2 separate regions of the Homo sapiens genome follow, and region 2 is linked to region 1. Evidence: read pairs that join two places in POLR2A ChIA-PET (ENCODE). Cell type or tissue: GM12878. All regions are shown on one strand. Each heading gives the region's core, and the rest is flanking DNA. Links, peaks and the distances in the headings are about the cores only. Region 1 overlaps RO60 (Ro60, Y RNA binding protein). Region 2 overlaps CDC73 (cell division cycle 73).

Region 1 (5,513 bases), core at 309-5,308:
ACTTAAACAATTCAATAACTATTACGTAATTCTATTAGTTTCTTTAAACTTTAAATTCAATCTGAACGTAATATTTTAATGTGTCAAAAGTAGCTAATATATTCAGTTCAATGCTTGACAGGGTTAAAAACGTGAACAACATCAGAAGCAATGCATGTCTGGAGTGGGGGTGAGGGTGCTATGAGCTTTGCTGAACAAAAATATCTCAGGTAAATCACACTTAAAAACTGATACCAGTTGCCTTGAAGGAATGGGTACATATCAAAACCAGCATTAATATGTCAAATAAATTTGAAAGGAATATTTTCTTATTCCCAGAGCCCAAATTTCACATAAAACAGAAGAAAATATGTACAGAAATCCTCAGACTACTAAAGTCCCCCTTTCCCAAAAAACATAAACCCTCTAACCCCCAAGCACCTAAAAGGCTATAATTTACATTAACTACAGTTTGACTTTTCACATAACAGCGAGAAGGACCTTACAAATCCTCAGTAAATCTTCAATTAATATTTAGAGAACAACAGATACGCAAACAGGTTTTATGTGTAAGCTACCTTAGACGGCCATAATAAAATTATGAGCAAAGATAATGGCATTTCAACAGATTGCTTTAATGTTAAACCTCACAATGAAGGATACTTGCTCAATAAAATAATGCACTTTAGTGTAATGAAAAGTTTAATACATACAAATAATACTGAAAAAAATTCCTAGTGACTGGCTAGCTGGTAATATGCTACTCAAAAATTGCCTTTCAAACCTAAAGGACCTAGATTGCTTTATTATTTGTTTACACTATCAAAGAAGAATATTTTGCCACAAAATGAATAATGGACAAAGAGGCCATTGACATGTATACTTTTAAAAATATTAACTAAAAAAATAGTTAAAAGTAAAAAATTTTATTTTAAAAGTAAGGAAAAAGCTAAACTGGTTATAGTTGAGATTTTAATTGTTATACTTTGTGAATGAGGGGGAGTTAAGCGCTTGAAACATTTTATATTATTTACACTTAAGAGTATGAAAAACAGTGTGAGACTACATCTGGCTATGTTATTATAATTCAGAGGAAATCATTATCAAGTCACACCCCTTGTAGCAATAAAATATAACAAAGCAAAAAAAAAAAAGCAAACCAAATAGAATCCCTCAGCCAACACAAACTTAGTCTATTCTTAGGGGTTGCCATGATGTTTCTGATTAATGGTAACATATTCCACAAGTGCAAATAAAACATCAGAAATAAAATATCTTTTTCACTGAATAAGAAAGCTGTTATTTGTGTGATCTTAGTAAAACTCTGAAAGGAATTTGTAAAACTCATTCATAATTTAATCAAATGCCTTAGTTTTTTTTTTTACCCCCTTGGTATAAAAGTTTACAGATGAGTTTCATATTTCATCACAGTTATATGGTCTAGTGCATTTCAGAGTATTTGGACATTATCAAAGCTGTCCTTTCCCAATGAAAACATTTAAGAAAACGTTAAGCACTTCTCAAGTAACATGATGTGGAATTACACTTTTTGCTCTTACCTCTTTTAGGTACACACGTATTATTCAACAAAGCAAAACTATTTTACAGTGTCTGTTAACAAAAAGTTCTCTATTAGATAGAGGAAACTACAGTATCCTGAAGCTATTTCCCCAAGAGCTAGTTTAGTAGATAGACCTTTGGGCCCATCTTATTTTTCCTTCTTTTTTTTTTTTCAGTAAGGTAACTTTCCATTATGCACATACTATACCATCATCATTCATTGGGTGGAGATTAGCTGGGAAGTAGCTGTATATTTTTAGTGAGATCACTGATGGCAATGGATCTCTGGATCGTGCTGCTGCTTATGGTTAAATCATATCTAATGTGAAATTTCGAATTACATCCAGAGCTCCAGTATCAAAGCCGCACATATCCAACATGCCTCTATCATCTGGGTCTGCAATGGTGAAACCATTTGATGTCATTCCACAAACAATCAATTTAGCTGGAATATCCATTTTCTGTAGAAAAAGACCAAAATACATATTAAAAACATAAATGTAAGGAAATGCAAAATACCTCCAAAATTAAAACACTTTAACATTTCTCTACCAGAGCTTTTTAAATACAAAGTCATTTTTTTGCGGGGGTCAATCTTTTAAGGCTAGAATATGGGAGTTTTAGAAGAAGGGACAATAAAATTGTATAAGAATCTGCCTGAAATTTCTACTTCTCTCTTCAATTACTTTACTTGTTCTATGGGCTGCAGTGTACATTATTGAGCAGCCTAGGCACTTTGTACTTATGAAACCTGTCAGGTTATTAAGGGTGCCAGATATTTTTATCAACATATCAAATGCTGGGGCAGTGTGTATGAGTATATATAAGGACATATCTCTGGGATGATCAACTTTTGGCTGATGACTTTGATATGTGCGATATACACATGTTCCACGTAAGAACTTGTCCTCTACAGCTAAATGTAAGATTAAAATAATTGAATTTTTGAGAAAAACCAACAATCACTGAATGTATACACATGAGAAACTACAATGCACTGTTTAAATAATACATCTACCGTAACTGTTAAAACAACTCTAAGAGGTAAGTAACTTACTATGATGTAGATCAGTTAAATAATTTGCTCAGGTCCACACAGAGTAAGAGAAAGACTCGGGACTCACAACCAAACAGTCTTTACTCTACATTCTATCCTGGTTGGGCAGTGCCTCATGGCTGTAATCTCAGTGCTTTGGGAGGCCAGAATTTCAAGTTACAGTAAGCTATGATAGCACCATTGCACTCCAGTGATGGAGACCCCATTTCTTAAAAAAACAAAACAAAACAAAACAAAACTATTCCCTTACCTGCAGCTTTCAAACTTAAGCCTGCATCAGAAATCCTCTGGAGGGCTTGTTAAAACACAGTCCCAACGTCAGAGTTTCTGATTCAGCAGGTCTCTGACGGGCCTCAGGAATTTGCATTTCTAATACGGTCGCAGGTGAGGCTAAGACTGCTGGTAGGGAAACCACACTTTGAGAACCACTACTCTTCATCAACAAGTTCTATTTCTACTTCTAGTCACACTAGCCATATTTTAAGTGCTCAAAAGTCCCATGTGATTAGTGGCAACCCACATTGGAGAGTGAAGATTTATGTCATTTCAGAAAGCTCAACTGGAGGATACTGATTAGAACACAGATATGTCCATAAAACATAGAGCATAGATTATAGCTTTAATTTTATGTAATCCTTTTGCAAAACTCACTAATACTTTCAATTTTTCAAGGAGCACACTGAATTATTAAAAAAAACTTACAGCTAAGGTAAAACAAATATTCTGATTATTACCAAAAATACTGTTTGCAAAGGATATTCTTAGTAATGTTTAGCAATGGAAACTGGTTAAAATAAATTTTATGTGTGTAATCAATACTTTTTCTTATTTTAAGTACTGCTGAGTCTATAACGGACACTGGCTCCTATATAAGATACAGAACTACTTGTAGTAACATTTTTTGAAACACATAAGTGAATAAGAATCAAGAATGGCCAGGTGTGGTGGCTGTAATCCCAGCACGTTGGGAAGCCAAGGCTGGAGAATCGCTTGAGCCTAGGAGTTTGAGACCAGCCTGGGCAACATGGTGAAACCCCATTCCTACAAAAAATTAGGTGGGCATGGTGGCACGCTCCTGTAGTTCCAGCTACTTGGGAGGCTGTGGTGGGAGAATCACTTAAGCCTGGGAGGTTGAGGTTGCAGTGAGCTATGACTGAGCCACTGCACTCCAGCCAGGGCAACAGAATGAGGTCCTGTCTCCAAAAAAAAAAAAAAAAAATCAAGTATTAAAATAATATTATTTGGGTGAGGAACCGTATTAGAATTTGTTTTACCTTTCGATACTCCCTCAGAGCAATAGCAGGATGGACACCTCCAGCAAAGGTCTCATTATCAGTGAATACAATGAAGACATCAGCAGGTGTGTTTGTCTTCTGAGCCCAGATCATTGGAAGAGAGCAATCAGTTCCACCTGCTGGGATCTAATTCGGAACAAAAGCATGAATAAATAAGTAAATAAATCCTTAAAAATACTAGTTTTTACAGTATCATTTTGTTTAGCACCAATATATACAGCCTTCCCAAAGCCTGCATATATATTTTCGGTTTTGTACTTGTCATGCAAAAATTAAGACAAAAAAAATTTTGTTCTCACAGATTAATACCATACATGACATCAATATAAAATCATTCTACACGTTATGTAAACTTAACTAAGTAAACTTAAAAAACACAGTTTCTTACCTGACTCATAGCCATTAAAACCTGTTGTAAGGTCATATCTGTAGTCACTGGACATGGTACCATTTCATCGGAAAAAGCAACTACATAAGAATCTTTTTCTGTTCGTGTGACAACCTGAAAAATTCAATGGCAGTAATTTTCAGCAAATTTGGGGGGAAATACAATATTTTGAATTTTATCCAACTTCATGTTTAAAAGAAACACTGATGTTTATTTCTTAACTTTTTATTAGTGTGTTTTAGAACTATACATTAACAGTAGTACAGCTTTCAAAGTACTTTCACAAAAAAACTGGCTATCATGACTATCCTTTGAAGCAAATACAGTAAATATTCTTCTCATTTCATTAGATAAGAAATAAAGCCCCAGTAAAGAAGCTAAAAAGTTTGCCTACTATTCATCTGTTTGTTATTCACTGACAGGATAGAACTAAAGTCTCTAGACACTCCTATTAGTTCCCAGATCTTTTAAGCTTCAAATCGTTAAATAATTTAAGCATTATTTTTAAAATAAATTTTTAAAAAATTTGTCTTTTTTTCATTTTATCTAAGCATTATCTACTTCCTAAAAAATCCATTAATATTTAATCTTTTGTTGTAAAAATTAAAATTTCTACTCTGCTTGTTCTTTAGACATACTTTTTCAACACACTTAACACTCTGGCTTTACACAATTATCTTTAAATATAAAATTAAAAATGTGACAAGCTGAAATGACAGAAAAAAGTGAAAACATAATTCTTAATCATTATTAATCTTATAGTTTTGCTCTACAGTAAACATGTTTTTAGAATGGCAAAATTGTCTTAGGTGTTCTCACCATGCACATTGCTGCAGCAACTGTACTAGCGTTGAGTATACTACCCAAAACTCTTTGGTTCATAGAAGCACTGACATCAACAGCTAGTAAGAAACGTTTTCCAGTTGGTTCAACTGTCTACAGAGAAAACAAAACAATCATTAAAAGCATAACAGAAATTATAAGTAGACTAAATTTCTAAATCATATTTACTTATCTTACATTAAAAAGACTGATAAAAGGCCTTCAGATTTTTGATATACCAATTGACAACTATTTAAAAATGCTCATCTGGCATAGCAGCTATGACTGAAAATTAAAAAAAAATAATAAAAATACTTAGCTTTTACAGGTAAAACAAAGGAAATAACCTATTCAATAATTTTAGTTAAATAAGTTACCATCCTATTTTTAAAATCTTTCCTCATTGAAGTAA
Region 2 (5,247 bases), core at 1-5,000, 49 kb before region 1:
CCAGAAAAAAAGCTCCTCAGGTTACTGCAATCAAAGAATCCTTGTTACTAAAGAATCCCAATTTCAATAACAATATAAATAAAATTGTTTAAAATACAGTTTCTTTACCTCAATTCGTGGTTTCTTTGCTTCTGCTAAAACTTCATCTGCAGCTCGTTTGACTATAAAAGAAAGAGAAGTAAATAAATGTGTAGTTTTGGAATGGGCTTCTGAAAGTTCAATATAAATATGCAACAAGACATACCTTGAGTAGATCGCTGAAGACCTATTTCTAAGGGAGCGCTTCTGTCTATACTTGCCGATGTTGCTGAAGACATAAAAAGATTCACGTAAGGATTACTATTTCAACATATATATTGGATATTATTACAAGTGAAATGCTTTAGGTTTTTTATATACTTCTATATGGTGATTTTCTCTAGGTAAAAAATTCAGTTTTAAAGCAGCTCTGCAAAAACATGTTATTTAAAAGATTAATCTATACTAGAAAGTCTCTAAGAGGACAAACTATTTTTAACAATTTAGCTTACAAATTACTGAGATGATCTGACTGAAATTAGTTGCTTCAAAGTATATGCTCCAATGTCATAACACAGACACCTAAAAAGGTGTAAGTAAACACATAAATATATATATACACACACACATACACACACATATATATGGACAAGATTTTTTTTAAGTTAGCATTCACCCTAAACATGCAATTTTTAGTTATTCACAACTGGTAAAAAACTAAATTATTTTTAAAATTAAATTACTTAATTTTTGAATGGCTCAACAAAAAGGGGTATACCTGTCCCCATTCACCTAGTTCCCACCACCCTATGCAGCCAACTAGTCTCTTATATATCCTTCTAGAGTTTCTTTCTGTAGATATGAGAAATACAAAATTATTTTTACCCTTTTTAATACAAAAGGTGACATACTAAACATACTGTTCTGAACCCTGTTTTCTTTTTTACCTAACAACTTATCTCCCATAACCCTCCATATCAGTAAGTAGAGCATTTCCTTTACTTTTTTTTTGAGACGGAGTCTCGCTCTGTCACCCAGGCTGGAGTGCAGTGGCGATCCTGGCTTACTGCAAGCTCCACCTCCTGGGTTCACGCCATTTTCCTGCCTCAGCCTCCCGAGTAGCTGGGACTACAGGCACATGCCACCACGCCCGGCTAATTTTTTTGTATTTTTAGTAGAGACGGGGTTTCACCATGTTAGCCAGAATGGTCTCGATCTCCTGACCTCGTGATCCGCCCGCCTCGGCCTCCCAAAGTGCTGGGATTACAGGTGTGAGCCACTGTGCCCGGCCCTCTTTAACCATTTTTTTATAGCTACTGAGTACTCTACTGTATGGCCTAACTACAATTTATTTAACTAGGTCCCTGTTGATGAGCTGTTCAATTTTAGTCTTCTGTTGTTACGAACAATGGCACAATAATATATTAATATAAAGTCACAAGTTTTCATAAATATATAAATGTACATATAGATATTATATATAATGGCAAGTTTTTTTAAAGTTAGCATTCACCCTACACATGTAATTTTTAGTTATTCACAACTGGTAAAAAAGCTAAACGAAATATACCTCTAGGATAAAGTTCCAGACACAGGATTTCTATGTTAAATTTGTAATGTTAGACTGCTGCCAATTCTTCAATGGGGGTGTAGGGGTGCACTGATTAACATTATAACCAACAATATAGTAGAATATCTGTTTTCTCATTGCTTCACCAGAGCATATTATCAAACTTACAGATTTTTTTCTATCAGGTTAAAAAAAAAAAAATCCTATCTCCGTATAGTTTAAATTTGCAATTCTCTTATTATAAATGATATTAAGCATTTTTCATGATTTTATCACCTTTTCTGTGAATTTTATGACATAATCCATAGAGTGTTTGGTCTTTTATGCATAAAGTTCCAGGACCCTTCGTATATTAGTGAGATTAGCCCTTTATCTGTGATGAGTTGAAATATTAACATATTTTCCCAGTTTGTCATGTCTTTTGTTTTTTATAATACAGAACTTTACTACTTTTATCAGCTTGTAACTGAATAATCCCACCTTCCTCCCATTGACTTGACATGTCTCTTTAATCATATGTTAAATTCACATATAGATTTCTAACCTAACAGATAAAGTTTTTTTATTAGTGTATCTAGTCATTTAGTTGTTTCAAATTATCAGGGTTTTAAGTTCTCCAGAATGACTAGCCTTTTCTCAATGCTCTTCTACAAATTTTTAGGATGCTTACTTTTGCCAATGAACTTTAGAATCACCTTGTCTAGTTCTATTCCTACCTCAAGAAAAACTAGAGATTCTTATTGAGACCATGTTAAATGTATAAATTAAGAACCAACATCTTTAGCTATTATGTCTTCCTAAGAATACGGTCTTAATATTTGCTCAACCTTTTCATTAAACTATTAAATTAACAGTTTTTAAAAAGTGGCAAAGCAATACGCTTAGTGACTAACTCTGTCCTATAAAAACTGCCAGGCGCGGTGGCTCACACCTGTAATCCCAGCACTTTGGGAGGCCGAGGCAGGCAGATCACAAGGTCAGGAGATAGATACCATCCTGGCTAACACAGTGAAACCCGGTCTCTACTAAAAATACAAAAAGTTAGCCAGGCGTGGTGGCAGGCGCCTGTAGTCCCAGCTACTCAGGAGGCTGAGGCAGAAGAATGGCATGCACCCGGGAGGCGGAGCTTGCAGTGAGCCAAGATCGCGCCACTGCACTCCAGCCTGGGGCGACAGAGCAAGATTCCTTCTCAAAAAAAAAAAAAAAAAAAAAAATCTACAGGAAATGACATAGATGGATAAAGGGCAACTCTACTTTTGATTCTAAAAAGAAAAATCATTTGCTCTAAAGTGCTTCCCCAAAACTAGCCTATTTATCAGGCTCACCTGCGATGCTTAAGAATAGAGAATCTTAGACCTTATATCACATCTTCTGAAGCCAAAAACAAACAAACAAAAAAAACCACTATTTTCAAACCATATGATTCTCATCACTTAAAAAGTTAGAGAAACACTGCTCCAAAGAATCAAATTTGCTTTGATTAAAAAAAAAAAAAATGGCTGGGCACAGTGGCTCATGCCTGCAATCCCAACACTTTGGGAGGCCAAGGGAGGAGGACTGCTTGAGCCCAAGAGTTCAAGACCAGCCTGAACAATGTAGCGAGACCCCATCTCTGAAAGAAAAAAAAAAGTTTCTTCTATCCTCCCCAACTCCATCCTCTTCACAGAATTGAGACTCCCTCTTTAATACTGCTGGGTTCTAAACTTTTGTGTATCCAGTCTCCCTTGCATGACAGTAAACATGTTTACATGTTTAAGACAGGGATTTGGCATTTTGCACAACACCCAGCATAATGCCTTTTAAGAATAAGCACGTAATAAGTCCTTATTGAATGAGGACAGCATAGGAAGAAAGCATTCCTAATGATGATCTTTCCATTATACACAAGATTCTCTGTGGAAATCAATCTTACTGCTTAAAGCCATGCATGACAAGACAGCTGTTAATGACTTAAAGGTACTACACGTCACACTCAGCAAAGTAAGACCCAATAGTTGTATTATATCAATGTACTTGTACTCTGTAAGAGAGTAAATTAATAATTACTCATTTATTCAGTTAAGAACCTACCATGCACCACTATTGTAAATGCTGGGTATTTAACAAGACAAACAACTGTCTGTCCCCTTAGGATTTACCTTCTAATGGGAAAGACAGACACTATGTACATAAACAGATATATAATTTCAGGTCAATGTATGAGATCTGGTGAAAAATAAATCAGGATGGCACTATATAAAAACCACAGAAGGAGGAAAGGAATACTATATTTTCGATAAGAGTGGTCAGAGAAGTCTTCTCTGATGGAACAACATTTGGAAAAACACTTGAGCACAGATCTAAATGAAATAGTAAGCAAGTGAGCCATGTGATAATGTAGAGAAAGACAACTCAAGATAGAAAGAGAAAGTGCAAAGGTGCTAAGATTAGCATAGCTAAAAGACCAAAAAGACTGACTGTTATGAGCAAAGGAAGAATGGTAGAAGATGGAGTCACAGAGATTTAGGCAGAGGCAAGATGACTGCCAGGGTAACAAGTATGAGTTTTATTCTAAGAGTGATGGGAAGCCACAGGTGAGTGACACAATCAAGTTTATATACTTTTTCAAAAGCAGGACACTCTATTGCTAAGACTACACTATAGGAAATAAAGAGTGGGGACCTGTGAGGAAGCTATACAATAATCTAAAAAGCAAGGATGAAATAGGGCAGGTAGAATGGTAAGAAGTTGTCATACTTTTAAAAAGAGAAAAAAACAACTTGTTGATAGAATGGATGTGAGATGTGACAAAGATGTCACCAAAGTTCTGGCCTAAGCAACTGCAGGAAGAGCGTCTCACTACCCCTTACTAAAGTGGGAACACTGAGAAAACAACAGACTTGTTTTTGTTCTGTGTGAGGGCAGAAGGGAAAGAGGGAATCAGGCATTCCATTTTCAGTGTTAAATTTCAGATGCCTATTCAACATTCAAGGAAACATGTTGACAGTAAATTTATAAATCTGGTGCCCTGAAAGAAATCAATGCTGAAAAAAACACTTGAAATTTCATCAGCATATATATGATATCTGAGCCATAAAACTGAAAGAGATCACCTAGAGAATACAGGTTAAAAGAAAAGATAAAAAAAAAGATCAAGTCTTGGAAACTTCAAGAATTAGAGGTCAGGTACAGAAGTAACCAAAATAAACTGAGAGGTGAACAACGAGTAGAAAGAGAACCAAGAGGCTGGTGTTCCAAATGCCAAATGAAGAAAGGCTTTCAAAAATGAGTGGTCAACAGTATCAAATGCTGTTGAGAGGTCAAGTATGGTACAAGAGACCAAAGGATGTAGCAATCCTTAAATCAGTTTTGACCTTACAAGGAGTGATTTTAGTGGGATGGTAAGGATGAAGGCCAGACTAGAGTGGCTTCAAGAAAGAAACAAAGGTAAAAAAGAAGCAATGATACCACACGAACTCTTGCAGAATATTTTACAGTATCAGGGAGGAGATAAATGAAGCAGTAGACAGTAGGAATGTGGGATCAAAAACATTTTTTAAACATGAAATCTTACTGTAGGTATTCTAAAAGGGAATGATCCAGAAGAAAGTAGAAAACTGATGATGTCAGAGAAACAACAATTTACGAAGACAAAGTCTTTGAGACTGTGAAAGGAGATG

Evidence for each region. ChIA-PET counts read pairs that join two places held together with the same protein. Peaks named below come from ENCODE experiments on the same cell type or tissue, not always from the same donor. Only the 100,000 strongest peaks of a DNase experiment are listed, where the experiment ranks them.
Region 2: POLR2A ChIA-PET joins it to region 1 with 7 read pairs; 8 of 35 experiments call an interaction of 5 or more read pairs at or near these places.

The regions. Positions count from the first base shown.
Region 1 is chr1:193,081,066-193,086,578 of GRCh38, reverse strand. It overlaps RO60 (Ro60, Y RNA binding protein), which reads right to left. Exons shown (of 9, transcript NM_001173524.2): 6 at 5,099-5,215; 7 at 4,280-4,393; 8 at 3,871-4,017; 9 at 1-2,000. The coding sequence ends at 1,848. Among named protein-coding and RNA genes, the nearest start is that of GLRX2, 22 kb to the left of the region's middle. In GM12878, for the core only: no CTCF peak of the experiment used is centred there; a DNase peak (open chromatin) is centred at 2,998; H3K27ac peaks cover 511 bases.
Region 2 is chr1:193,130,451-193,135,697 of GRCh38, reverse strand. It overlaps CDC73 (cell division cycle 73), which reads right to left. Exons shown (of 17, transcript NM_024529.5): 4 at 245-307; 5 at 109-161. Among named protein-coding and RNA genes, the nearest start is that of MIR1278, 3.4 kb to the left of the region's middle. In GM12878, for the core only: no CTCF peak of the experiment used is centred there; no DNase peak of the experiment used is centred there.